Regions from separate parts of the Homo sapiens genome. Here region 2 is linked to region 1. Evidence: chromatin contacts called from ENCODE Hi-C or POLR2A ChIA-PET data. All regions are on one chromosome and are shown on one strand. Each heading gives the region's core, a stretch centred on a gene start or an enhancer-like site at or near the end of the contact. The rest is flanking DNA. Distances are from core to core; before and after follow the strand shown. Region 1 overlaps GRIP1 (glutamate receptor interacting protein 1). Region 2 holds the start of GRIP1 (glutamate receptor interacting protein 1).

Region 1 (5,930 bases), core at 285-2,784:
CCTAGCTATGGGTGGTTTATATTCAAGACATTTAAGAAATGTTTCCTCAGTTTTCTCTAGAGAAATACTATACTATTTGTTGTGCACACGTAGTATTTATATTCAGAAGATAATATGTACTTTAGTTATAAATATATTGATTTTTAATTGAACTTTTGTTTGACTCTTTTAGCATTTGGTTTTAAAAGTAAATATACTTTTTTTTTTTTGGAGATGGGGTCTTACTCTGTCTCCCAGGCTGGAGTGCAGTGGTGCGGTCTCAGCTCACTGCAACCTCTGCTTCCCATGCTCAAGCAATTCACCCACCTCAGCCTCCCAAGTAGCTGGGAGCACAGGTGCACGCCACTATAGCTAGCCAATTGTTTTTGTTTGTTTTTTGTATTTTTGATAGAGATGGGGGTTTCACCAAGTTGCCCAGACTGGTCCCCAACTCCTGAGCTCAGTTGATCTGCCCACGTCGGCCTCCCAAAGTGAAAGATAAATAAACTGTTTTGTGTTTTTGAGACTGATAAGCTTGTTCTTCCCTCTGCCTAGAGAATCTCCCCTCCAGAAGTGGGCTGGTTCCTTCTTCTCATTTAAGTGTCAGCCCATGTCACATCCACAGAGAGTCATTCTCTTTCTGATAGTGCTTCCTCTCTCCCACTCTGGAACTCTCAGTACCCGAAATTCTTAGTAGGTATAAAATAAATATTTTATTAAATGCTACATGGGAGACACTTGCAAATGTCTCTATATACTCTTTATTCTATTTATATTTTTATCAAACTTCTCATCTAAGGAATAGCAACCCCTTACATTTGCTAGACTATCTTAAAATTATTCCTTTTTGGAAGCTCCATTTAAAATTTACGTTTGCATAATTTTTCCACCTCAGTGATGTTTCTCATTAAACTCTTAACACTTTAAAACTGCTTATGTTGGCTCAAATTTCAAGGGTAATTCCATCATTTTGAATTTCTTCATTTTATACCTACTGTCAGAAAGCAATTACAATAAAAAATCACTTATACTCACTATGGTTTTTCATATAATAGTATAAATGACTGTATTTCAATATAAATGTGTAAATTTTATTACTTTATTGAGTCCCTTTAAAAATTGATGTAACTTAAAGCACTGTAAATTCTCAGAAAAATGTGTTATAAGATCTACTGGTCATCTATTCATATGGGAAAGTACGTATGTGAAAATATGTCTGTATGCAAGTAGGATGCATAACCCAGATCAAGGAGTCAGTTCAGTTTGGGGAAAACATAATGTATACCATCCATAATGGAAGCAAGACAATAATGTAAATGATAAGATGCGAGTTACATTGGTTAAGAACAAAATGAAGCTATTATAATATATGCAACTTAAATAACATGGCAGCCCATCTGGTCACTTGAAGACCTTTCTCCAAATCTGTCCCCAGATTCATAAGTATAAGGTCATGACAGATAATAACATATGTCTCTTCCTTCCTGAGACCTTTCTGCCTTGTGTTTTAAATAAAGAATGACATTACAAGCTTACCACCTACACCAAACCTATTTAAAAAAAAAAAAAGGAACTGAAATACATGATCTAAAAGTAAAGTATAGTCTTGCCTTGATTTTCATTTGCATTTGACGTTTTAAAACATGGCAAAACCCAGTAATGAATTTTTACTTTGAGCCATTTCTAAATGTTTTGCTGGAAATTAGCTGTAAATATTACAGTCTCTGGAACAAGTTAAATTGGAAATGTTGCTCGTGCTAAATGAAATAATTAACTATGAATGAAAATCCTGATAGAAAAATGTACTTTTCACACATCTTTTACAGATGTGCTACACTGCATGGGAAATTTCACATGGAGAAAGTCAAATAACCACTGTCTTTCCTTAGAGATATATTTAAAAGGGGTAAGAGGTATGAAAATGAATGTATATGCTATTATCCATCAGCCTAGTACTTGCTGCAGAGGATAATTTCAATTCTTTGCTGTATGTACTTAGCCTAAATGATTGTTTTACATGCTTTATTTCTCTAATGCATTCAGAGAGAATCAATAAATTATATTTATTATTCAGAGGCAAGAGACATTTTGTAATCTATCCAATCATGAATTTCTAATGTATCTATTTTACTTTAAAATGTTACTTTACTTCTAATTTTTTTCTCTCTTTAGGGATTAATCACAATCATAGCAACCTATTACACATTTTGACGTGAAATTGTAAATCATCTTGTTACATATTTTTGCACTTTCCAAAATAAGACATTTTGTTTAATTATTCAAACCAAATTAATGGTGCTGATCTCTGTGCAACATAATCTAGACCTTTGAGAGGGCAAACATGCATATGGAAACAGAGGAACCAATTGAAATAATGCATTTTCTTACAAGGTTTTTAAATATTCAAAATCAGAGGAATGTTTAACTTCTATCTTATTGTAGAAATCTGTTTAGGTGGGAAAGATACTGACTCCTAGAGGATAAAATTGTATTTCCATCATCTAGCACAGTGCGTTGCACCCTGAAATTACTGAATAAATATATGAACAAATGAATGAATTAATTATAAAGGAGCTGTGTTTCAAAAAATGCTTCCCTGCAATAATAATAATAGTGTAGCTGAAGATTGGTTTTATTGAAGGAAACCAAAAGATAATAAATTTAAAAGAAAAAATTCATATATTCCTATAAAATGTTATGTGGAGCTACGACCAGCTAAAATGTCCTATGGTCATTTTAAGTAGTTGTTTGAGTACATTGATCAAATTGAAACCAAAGAGACATCAAAAACCAAATAGGAAATGTCTTTAATCCTGAAAATAAATATGGTCCACTTGCACTTGAAATGCCCAGTGCTTCCAGCAGCTGAGCCTACAGAAGAAATGAGGAAGTGACTCAGGTTCTGAGAAGAAACAGAAAGAGGGAAGGGATGACTGGTATGTGAGCCCCAGTTAGGAAACTTGGGGCTTCCAGGAGGAAAACTAGACCATAAATCTGAGGGTGATGTGAGCCAAGTTTAGAAAAATTATAAATTCCATGAACTTGACCATCCTTGTAAGACTGAAATGTTCAAGTATATATTGTTTCCCATTTAGTTGGAACTCATCATACCAAGAGATGATACAGACTGATCAACTTTAAGTAGGCCCAATCCCAGTTAGCAGCTATGTGACAATGGGCAAGCTACTTAACGTCTCTGTGCTTCTGTTTCATTTCCTGAATACTGCAGATAAGAATGCCTTATCAAGTTATTGTGAAGTTTAAATGAATTAATACTTATAAAGTGCTTATGACACTACTTTGATTAAAGATTTATGAAATAAAGTTCATTGAAGATAAATTATTAAGAAAAGCAGAGAGACTTAGGCTATATCTCTAAATGTTATGCCTCTCCATGAAAATATTTCTTGTAACTACTTCTAGAAACAGAAAACTTTTGGCAAGGCTATTAGTCTGGTTCATTCATTCATTCATTCGGCAGTTACCTACTGAGCATCTACTGTTCATCAGGAAGTATTCTAGATACTGAGGATATAGTAATAAAAATAAACTAAAATCATGCTCAATGTCCTCATGGAATTCATAATATAGAGGGGGAGACAGCTAAGTAAACAGTAATTCTGTATAGTAAATCTTGTAGTAAACAACATATGGGGTGCCGCAGGAGCTCAAACTAGCACATCAACCCTTTCACTGCATGAATAGTAGGTGGAAATAGGAACAGATCATGTGAAACATCCCGAAAGAGGGGATGACTGGGTTGAGACTAGAAGGATGAGTATGAGTAAGGCAGGTATAGGGAAAATGAAGAGTATTTTAGAGACAGAGAATTCCAGATCATTGAAGTTAGATGGCAAGGGGGAAATGAAACTAAAAAAGTAGGCAGGGACCAGGTAACAGAGAAAACCATGTGCCATGTTGTCTGGACCTTAAGATCAATTGGAAACAGTATTCAGTTGCCTGGCATGCTTGCTCTTTAGCCTCTCACATTGTATATATATTTTTTGGTTTTAATGGGTACATAGTATGTATTCATGGGGTATATGAGATGTTTTAATACAGGTATATCATGTATAATAATTACATTAGGGTAAATGGGGTATCCAGCATCTCAATTATCTTTTTTTGTGTTGCAAACAATCCAAATATATTTCCTTATTTTTAAATGCACAATAAATTATTGTTGACTGTAGCCACCCTGTTGTGCTATCAAATACTAGATCTTATTAGATCTTATTCATTCTATCTATATTTTTGTACCCATTACCCATCCCCACTTCCTCTCCCTCCTCCATCACATTGTATTTGTTTGGAATTTATTTGGGGCAAAAGTGACTTGTAGCATAACTCAAGGGTTCTGCTTAGAAATTAATTGTATTATAGGTTAATCAAAGTGGAATCAGTACAGTGATTTCTTGGATATGACACCAAAAGCACAGCCACCAGAAGAAAAAAAAGGATAAACTGGACTTCTCCAAATTAAAACCTTTTGTACATCAAAGTACATTATTGACAGAATGAAAAGGCAACCCATGGAATGGGAGAAAATATTTGCAGATCATATATCTGACAAAGAATATCCAAAATATATAAAGAATTTTACAACTCAACAGCAAAAGCAAAAACAAACAACCTAACTCAAAGATGGGCAAAGGACTGGAAAAGACCTTTGTCGAAAGAAGATACACAAATGGGCCATAAGCACAAGAAAAGATACTCAGCAATACTAGACATTAGGGAGATGCAAATCAAAACCATAGTAAGATAGCACTTTATATCCATTAGGATGGCTATTAAAAAACAGAAAATAGCAAGTATTAGCAGGAATGTGGAGAAACTGTAACCCTTTTGCATTACTAGAGGGAATATAAAATAGTGTAGCTGCTGTGGAAAACAGTTTGGGGATTCCTCAAAAACTTAAACATAGAATTAACATATGATCCACAATTCCACGCCTACATATATACCCCAAAGAATTGAAAGCAGGGACTCAAACAGATACTTGTACCTCACTGTTCAGAGCAGCATTATTCACAATAGCCAAAAGGTGGACACGAGCCAAATGTCCATCAACAGATGAATAAACAAAATGTATACATACAAGGGAATATTATTCAGCAATAAAAGGTAATGCAGTTTGATACATCTTGAAATGTGGATACACTTGGAAGACATTATGCTAAGTGAAAAGGCCAGATACAAAAGGACACACATTATGTCACTGCCCTATGTGAGTTGCCTAGAATAGGCAAATTCATAGAGACAGAAAGTAGAATAGAGGTTACCAGGAACTGTGGGGGGACAATGGGAAGTTATTGTTTAATTAGTACAAAGTTTCAGTTTGGGATGATAAAAAAAAGTTCTGAAGATAATAGGGGTGATGGGTGCACAACACTGTGAATGTACTTAATGTTGTTGAACTGTATACTTAAAAATTGTTAAAATGAACAATTTGTGTTATGTCTATTTTACCATAATATAAAAAATGTAAATGAAATCGCTCTGCTTTGCAATTTATAAAATGCTTTTCCAAAAATATGTTAAAACTTTTCTAAATACAGTAATTTCTGAAAACTTAATTTATTCATTATCTTTTGCCTCTGGGATTTGGAAGAGTCTAAACCTGAGTGAATTAGGGAAGTTTGGGCAGGAAAAGTGAATCATCATGCTGCAGCCTCCAGTCTTCAAAAGAATTTCTACAACCAACCCTTAATTTATGATGAGGAAGAAGCAGCTTATGCACCACTCTTCCCCCTCCTCCCCTGGCCATTAAAAGTCTGGGGGGGAGGGGTTGGGGGGGTGAGGGGTGGGAAGAGTGTCATAAGAAGAGAAAGAGAGCGAGAGGGAGAAAAGGAAGGAAGGAAGGCAGGAAGGAGAAATAAAGAAAAAGAAAAAAAAGAAAAAGAAAGAGAAAGAATGCACTGATCAGCAGCTTTGTAAAGGCACAGTAT
Region 2 (6,184 bases), core at 2,980-5,479, 54 kb before region 1:
CTAAGTAGCAGACAGTGGTCACAAGAATTATAACATGTTTGAGCTCATGGTTGCTTTTGGCATCTTTGAAAAGGGAAGTAAAAATGGCCGATTATAATAAGCTAAGAATGAGTCAGTGACGTTGTCTGTAAGGAGATGAAAAAGTGGGTGAGAGTCGCATTTTAAGACCTCCGAGAACACTGAGTTTTAAAATACCCGGAAGATTTGGGAAATACACAACATTTAATAACTGTGTATGTGTTGCAGGGTAGGGGGTGTGGGGATCAGTATATTCAATACTAGCCAAGTCAGGATGTTCCATGCTGTTTAAATAGTGAGCTAAGCATGTTAAGCATTTTTAAGCAACAGCATGCAAAGGAAAAGAAATGTAATAGTTAAATGAATAAGCAAATAAATGGGATCTATCAGGTATATTTTGTAACAGAAAGATTTATGAAGTTGAAGAAAGTGCAAATTATTTTAGCACTTTAATCAAATTGATTCTAATGATATAAAATAGTTGAGTATTTGTGGGATTAACCTCATTGTTTTGGTTTTTTGCAAAATGAATTTCCAGGTTTAGGCATATGGCAGAACATTTTTGGTTTATGATGATTCTTTCTTGTTAAGAATCAGAAGAACCTCCAAACAGCGCTATTTATTTTTGGGATGGAGATGTTATATAAAAGAATGAATACAATGGCGGAGAATCAAGGAAATGAGAAAATTAGAATAAGATTATGGGGCTATGTGTGCCACCTGCTGATGAAGCTGTGGAATGCTTTGGTTTTGAGACTATATTGGAATCTTTGAGCCAATCTTAAGGTTTTGTTTGTCCATACACCACAACCCACCCCCTTCTTATGATAAAATTAGTACCATATTGTCAATGGAGGTGATATTCCAAATATTTCAAAACCAGCATGACACAGGCCAGTCAGGATGGGCTAACCATGCAGTGAGAAGGGATTCCTGTAAACACTTGATACGTAATGGTCTTTCACCAGACGGTACTTGCCTTAACTGTCACCTGTTTCTGGTTCCTTCTGGTCAGGGTGGTCCTAGAACCATGAGCTGTGCTTCAGAGGGGAGAAGGTGATAGGCACTAGTTTTTCCCTCTGTCAAAAGATAACTGCACTTAAAGGTACTTTGTTAATTGAATTTGTCCCCCTGTAAACTAGATCACATTTTGTATTGGTGGCAAGGAAGCAGTGAAAAACAAGAGGAGAAAGAATGATTAGCCAGGGGTGAGAAGCTATGGTTCTTTCCTGTTCTTTACCACTTACTAGCTGAATGACTTTGATGAAAAACACCTTCTCTGAAACCAGTTTTCCTTTTCTGCATCAAAAACCTATAACAGAGTCGCTCCATGATACATTATGTGTGAAAGTGCCTTCTAATTCATTAAATTCTATGTAAACGTGGTACACTTGTATTACACCTTAGCAAAACTAATGTTTTAAAGAAACCCTGAAATAAGAATTATCATCTTAAGGGACTAGTCTGCCCTGAATCCAGCAAACCCATGTTTTCATGTATTGAGGTGTTTGTGTTTTTAAGAGGGGTAAACCTCTTGAACTAGCTCACTCACTCTTCTTCAGATCACATTGGGGCTTAATCAAATCTGTATTTTGTACAATTTTACCTGCCTTCTTTTTCCATAACCCCTACTTGGTGACCCTCACAGAGCATGTTGTAAAGTTTGAACTGTCTAGACAGCTGAGCCACCATAATTAACATGTTCATGACAGGTCCCAAAGACACATGCTTACATTGATCTGGTAGCCAAGAAATGTAGGTCACTCTGCCTTGTAGTAGCTCATGTTAGGAGCCTGTGGTCCACATTCCACCGGTTGCCTTGGCCATTTGAGACCTTCATCCTACAGATCGATACATTTTGAGATAGAAGGCTTGCATTGTTGGAAGGCATTTTACCAGTGCTAGAGTTCAGGATGGGAGGCTAAGCTTGCATTAGGCAAAGGGAGGACAAAGGGTTTAGGGCAAGAAGGTTGACCTGGGAGTGGCTCCCCAGGAAATCTCCAAGCATTAGCGAGGCCAGAAATGGAAGAAGATGGGAATACCTGGTGAATTCGTTCATTTTCTGGAAAAGAATTACTCCAGGAGGCTCCATTTCTGTAAGATTCCTGGGGCTGCACCTGGGCAGACTAATAGGATAGATATGGATTGGCAGCCACAGTATTCAAAGAGAGAAAAAACAATCCCCTAGTTTGGGCTCTCAGAAACCTTTCAAAGAGCTCCATGATGGGTTATTTCCCCTGCCAAAGAAATAGGACATTTTAGTAGTTCTGAAGACCTTTCTTGGGACCAGAGGATAGAGCTTTTAAAACAAAACAAAAAAAATAAGCATATTAGGAAAAGGGGAAAATATTTGATCATTTTAGTCATAAGGAAAAAGCAAATTGGATTTGAGTCTGCAAAATAGCAGAAGGCAAGAGATTCCTGTATGGTTTTGAGTTGTATTTGAATAGACTGGGCTGGGGTGGTGGTGTTCCACAGGCAAGATTCTACTAATAGTAATTGACAGCTGCGTATTCTGAGTGCCTGGATTTTAGGAAATATGTTAGATTTGGAGAAGAATCTTGGAAAGAGCTAACTGTAAGTATTTATCTCACTTTAGCTAGTAACTCAGTTCTCTAGTACTAAGGTATATTTCTATTTAAAGCAAAAAAATATCAAGGAGGCTAAACTATTTCTAGGGATAACCTAATAGAGATGAACATAATATGGGTTGAAATTCAAAGAAAGATTTATGCTAATCAGAACAATTATAAAAATTTGATTTTGCACTGCAGTCCATTTAATATAGTATTTTCTATTGATTAGTGGTTGCTTTAGCTAGACCATCCTTGGTAAAAGAATTCTGTTCTTTTCAAAAACCTTTAAAGTAGATGCTTATGATATTCAGATGTTTTTCACACACAAATTATTTTTCTATTGGACTCAAAATACAAAGCATATGCATTTCAATAGCAGTGGATTGAAATTGTTTGAGTTCATATTGAATTTATGAATGAAGAAAAGAAAGTTTTACCACTAAATTTGGAATGTTGGAAGTTATTTTAAAAACCAGCTTGAAAGTTTTTTCACAGCCTGAAGAGTAGAGAATAAAACTGTATGAATAATTCATAAAGTCCTAGAAATATTAATCAAGTAGTTTAGACAGTGATATATCTTTTCATTTTGACTAATTGATTTTTTTTTTCTTAAACTTCCTGGCCAACTGTCTAATTTTTTGTCCTGAATGTTTATGTTAACTCCTGTGGGAGAATTCTGGATTTTGATTAAAATTCCCTACCAAATGTTAGTTCGTATTGACTATATGGCGAGCAGGCTGCTGCTGGCAGATGAGGAGGTGTGCTCCGCCTTCTTATCACTTTGTGAATGGATTGTGAAGGGTTTGTTAATTTGCTCTTCACTCCATTGGAGCAGATACTCACAAATATCTGCTATGTCGCAAGACCGTTTTATTTGCATAATGAGAAGAATGGTTTGGGGGATGGTTGTTTGGGAAATAGTATAATAAAGTATATTAAAAATAGAAATACTTGGCCTTGTTTGCCTTTATTTCTGGTATCTTTAGAAACAGTCTTGACTGTGTTGCTTTCCAGCCAAGTCCTTTTTTGGAAGGGTGATTAAAGGGGCTGGGACTCCATCTGCCTGATTGTCTGCCTAGCCCTAACCCTTTCTTGTATTCCCTCTATAAACAGACACTGCCTTAACTCTCATAGGTTCAGGAAGTACCAAAGAGGTCTCTGTCCTAGAGCTGCTTCCCCGCTATAGGCAGAACTGTGATTCTTTCCTCAATCCCAAATATAAACGGCCCTCCCTCTTTTTCTTTCCTTTTTTTTTTTTTTTTTTTTGGTTGTTGTTTAAAGAACATAGTACATGACCCATGCATTTCTTCCTAAAGTAAGAGTGTAAGCATTTCACTTGCATTTCCCATTAAATGAGACATATAAAGGACACTGACTTGATGCTGAGAAGGAAAGGGGCTGATGGTGGCTGAACTGACTGGATACATCGCCTTTTGCCTTAAACAGAATGCACTGTTCAGTGCTTAGCGTTAGATTTATGGAATGGCTCCTCACACAGTGTCGTCCCTGCTTTGTACAATTTGGTGCTTTGTTGCTATCGAAACGGCATTACTTTCTAAGCCATTGTGATTGTGAAGGGGGAGGAGGCTGTGGCAGGCAGGGGTGGTAGTAGTAGTGAATGACACAGATTTGCCAGATGACATGTAGCGGACCTCTGCATCAGCCAAGAGGAATTAAGCTTTGTCACTCCCCACTGGGACTACCTTTCTCCTGGTATGTGCGCAAGGAATTCATATGCTGCTGCTGCTGCAGCCACCAGAGCAGAGAGCCTTGAGTACACTTTGCCACAGAAAGCAGTGAGCAAGAATGATAGCTGTCTCTTTTAAATGCCGTTGTCAAATTCTGAGGCGACTTACTAAAGGTATCGTGCTTTCCTTGTTATTCCCTCAGCGAGTCTGTTGCAGTATCCTATAAACACAGTTTAATGGTTTTTACTTTCAAATATGACTGCCTTTGCAATTTATTGTCAGGCAACAAAGAACTCAGTGAAATATGTATAGATACATATGTACAGGTAGACTCGGCTTTGCTTTCTGTCCTTACATCTCGGTTGTGTTCGTGCTGAAATTATGAAAGCAGCTTGTGTGATTTTTTTTTTAATGACTTCATTCTTTGCTGAAAAGAGAATGTGTTTGGGTCCGGTGCTGAAGTTATTGTGGGAAACCGTCATTTTGCATGCTGATTAACTGGCCAAAAGGAGTCAAGTGTGTGTTACTGTCCTTTCTATGATACATATACTAAATGCAGCTGGCAGATTCAGGACTCGCACAGCTGGTGGATCCACAGAATAATTGTTTGTTCTATGACTTTCCAACATCTTAAGAGCTTTTTCCCTGGACAGCTTTAATTTCTTTATGTGTTAGAATTGCATGTTCAGAAAAGTATGTAATTCCAAATGCTTTGGTCCTATGTAATACTAGAAGTTTATTTGAAAGTAAAAATCATTGCTCGGAATCTTATCATCAAGAATTACCAGCTTCAGATTGTCACTCTTAGAACTCTAAAATAGTAATTAAATTTCTCTGTAATATTTAAGGTATTATTTTATTTGAAACCATTCTGGATGTGCCATCTCGTTTACTTTGTGAGCATTCTATTGCAAAGTTAGTAAATGGATGCCTTAAAAATCCTGCCTTGTGTCCATATAGATATGTGAGCTCTCTTGCCTTATTTCCTTTAGATAGAACCTTCCTTAGAGAAAATTTATTATTTAAAAAAAAACTTCATTCTGAGTAAAAGTATTTAGTTGCAAATGCCTTTCTTTTTCAGCCTGTAATATAGAGTACTGTTGAGTAATTAATGGATATAATTATGTTCTAGAAGCTCTGAACCTATAAATATGTTAATGGATGCTATTTCTGTCAGTTTAGCTTGACATATCAGAATTCTTTGATCACCAGCAGTGCAGCTAAAAATGCAATTAATATTTTATCTGGCAGAAGAATGAGCACAAAGCAAATCATGAGAAATAGATCTTGAGTCAATAACAGGAAAGAGAATAAATACTGTAGACCAACTTACCGAATGCATTTGCAAGTTGTTTGGATAGCAGAGTGAGTCCTTTAAAAGGTACTTTGGGGGAAATGTAGGGAAGATTATACATTTTAAATTAGGCTATTAGCAGGAGGCTGTAAATTCTGTTTTGACTTTATCCTCTACAATTGGTACAGACGTACAATTTCTGTTTATAAATCATGACTAAGAGACTATCCTTTCTGTTACGGTTTTGGCTGAGACTTTTAAAGGCAGGCCCTTATTCTGAAAAGTTCTTTTCTGACCTGATTTTGGCATTTACTTATCTTGATGTTGAGAAGTTGATGGTCTTCTTACATCATAAACATGAAACAATCAGTATTTTCTATTCATCTGTATCAGTTCTTTTATAAGTACTACATACAAGGAAGAGAGTGAACCCAAGCAATTTATAGTTCTTACAAATATTTTTAACTTTCTCAGTTTTCTGAATTTTATGGAAGCATTGATCTCCTGCATTGAAAGGAGATTTAAGTGTTTACTAAGATAGTCGCTAAAAATCTAGATAATTGAGGAAAGTATTGATAACTGCTTTGGAGTTGCTACCTCACACTTTT

Evidence for each region. Hi-C counts contacts between places; a loop is a spot of excess contacts on that map. ChIA-PET counts read pairs that join two places held with the same protein, here RNA polymerase II (POLR2A). Pooled maps may share reads with other maps.
Region 2: a map with no recorded cell type shows a loop between it and region 1 (2.2-fold over the local background). The contact joins the promoter of GRIP1 here to the enhancer-like site in region 1. A Hi-C loop is called at or near these places in 2 of 168 maps with a recorded cell type or tissue (OCI-LY7 and Ramos), 8 of 37 single-sample maps with no recorded cell type and 3 of 50 pooled maps. POLR2A ChIA-PET finds 5 or more read pairs at or near these places in 3 of 52 experiments (GM12878, OCI-LY7 and activated B cell).

Annotation. Positions count from the first base shown.
Region 1 is chr12:66,620,620-66,626,549 of GRCh38, reverse strand. All of the region lies in intron 1 of GRIP1 (glutamate receptor interacting protein 1), which reads left to right. Among named protein-coding and RNA genes, the nearest start is that of GRIP1, 55 kb to the left of the region's middle. Within about 2 kb of position 1,534, at least 3 of the 41 ENCODE cell types and tissues checked have a DNase peak (open chromatin) inside an H3K27ac peak, as active enhancers do; they include GM12878 and OCI-LY7, where a contact is called at or near this core.
Region 2 is chr12:66,677,121-66,683,304 of GRCh38, reverse strand. It overlaps GRIP1 (glutamate receptor interacting protein 1), which reads left to right and starts at 4,229. Exons shown (of 25, transcript NM_001366722.1): 1 at 4,229-4,455. The coding sequence starts at 4,401.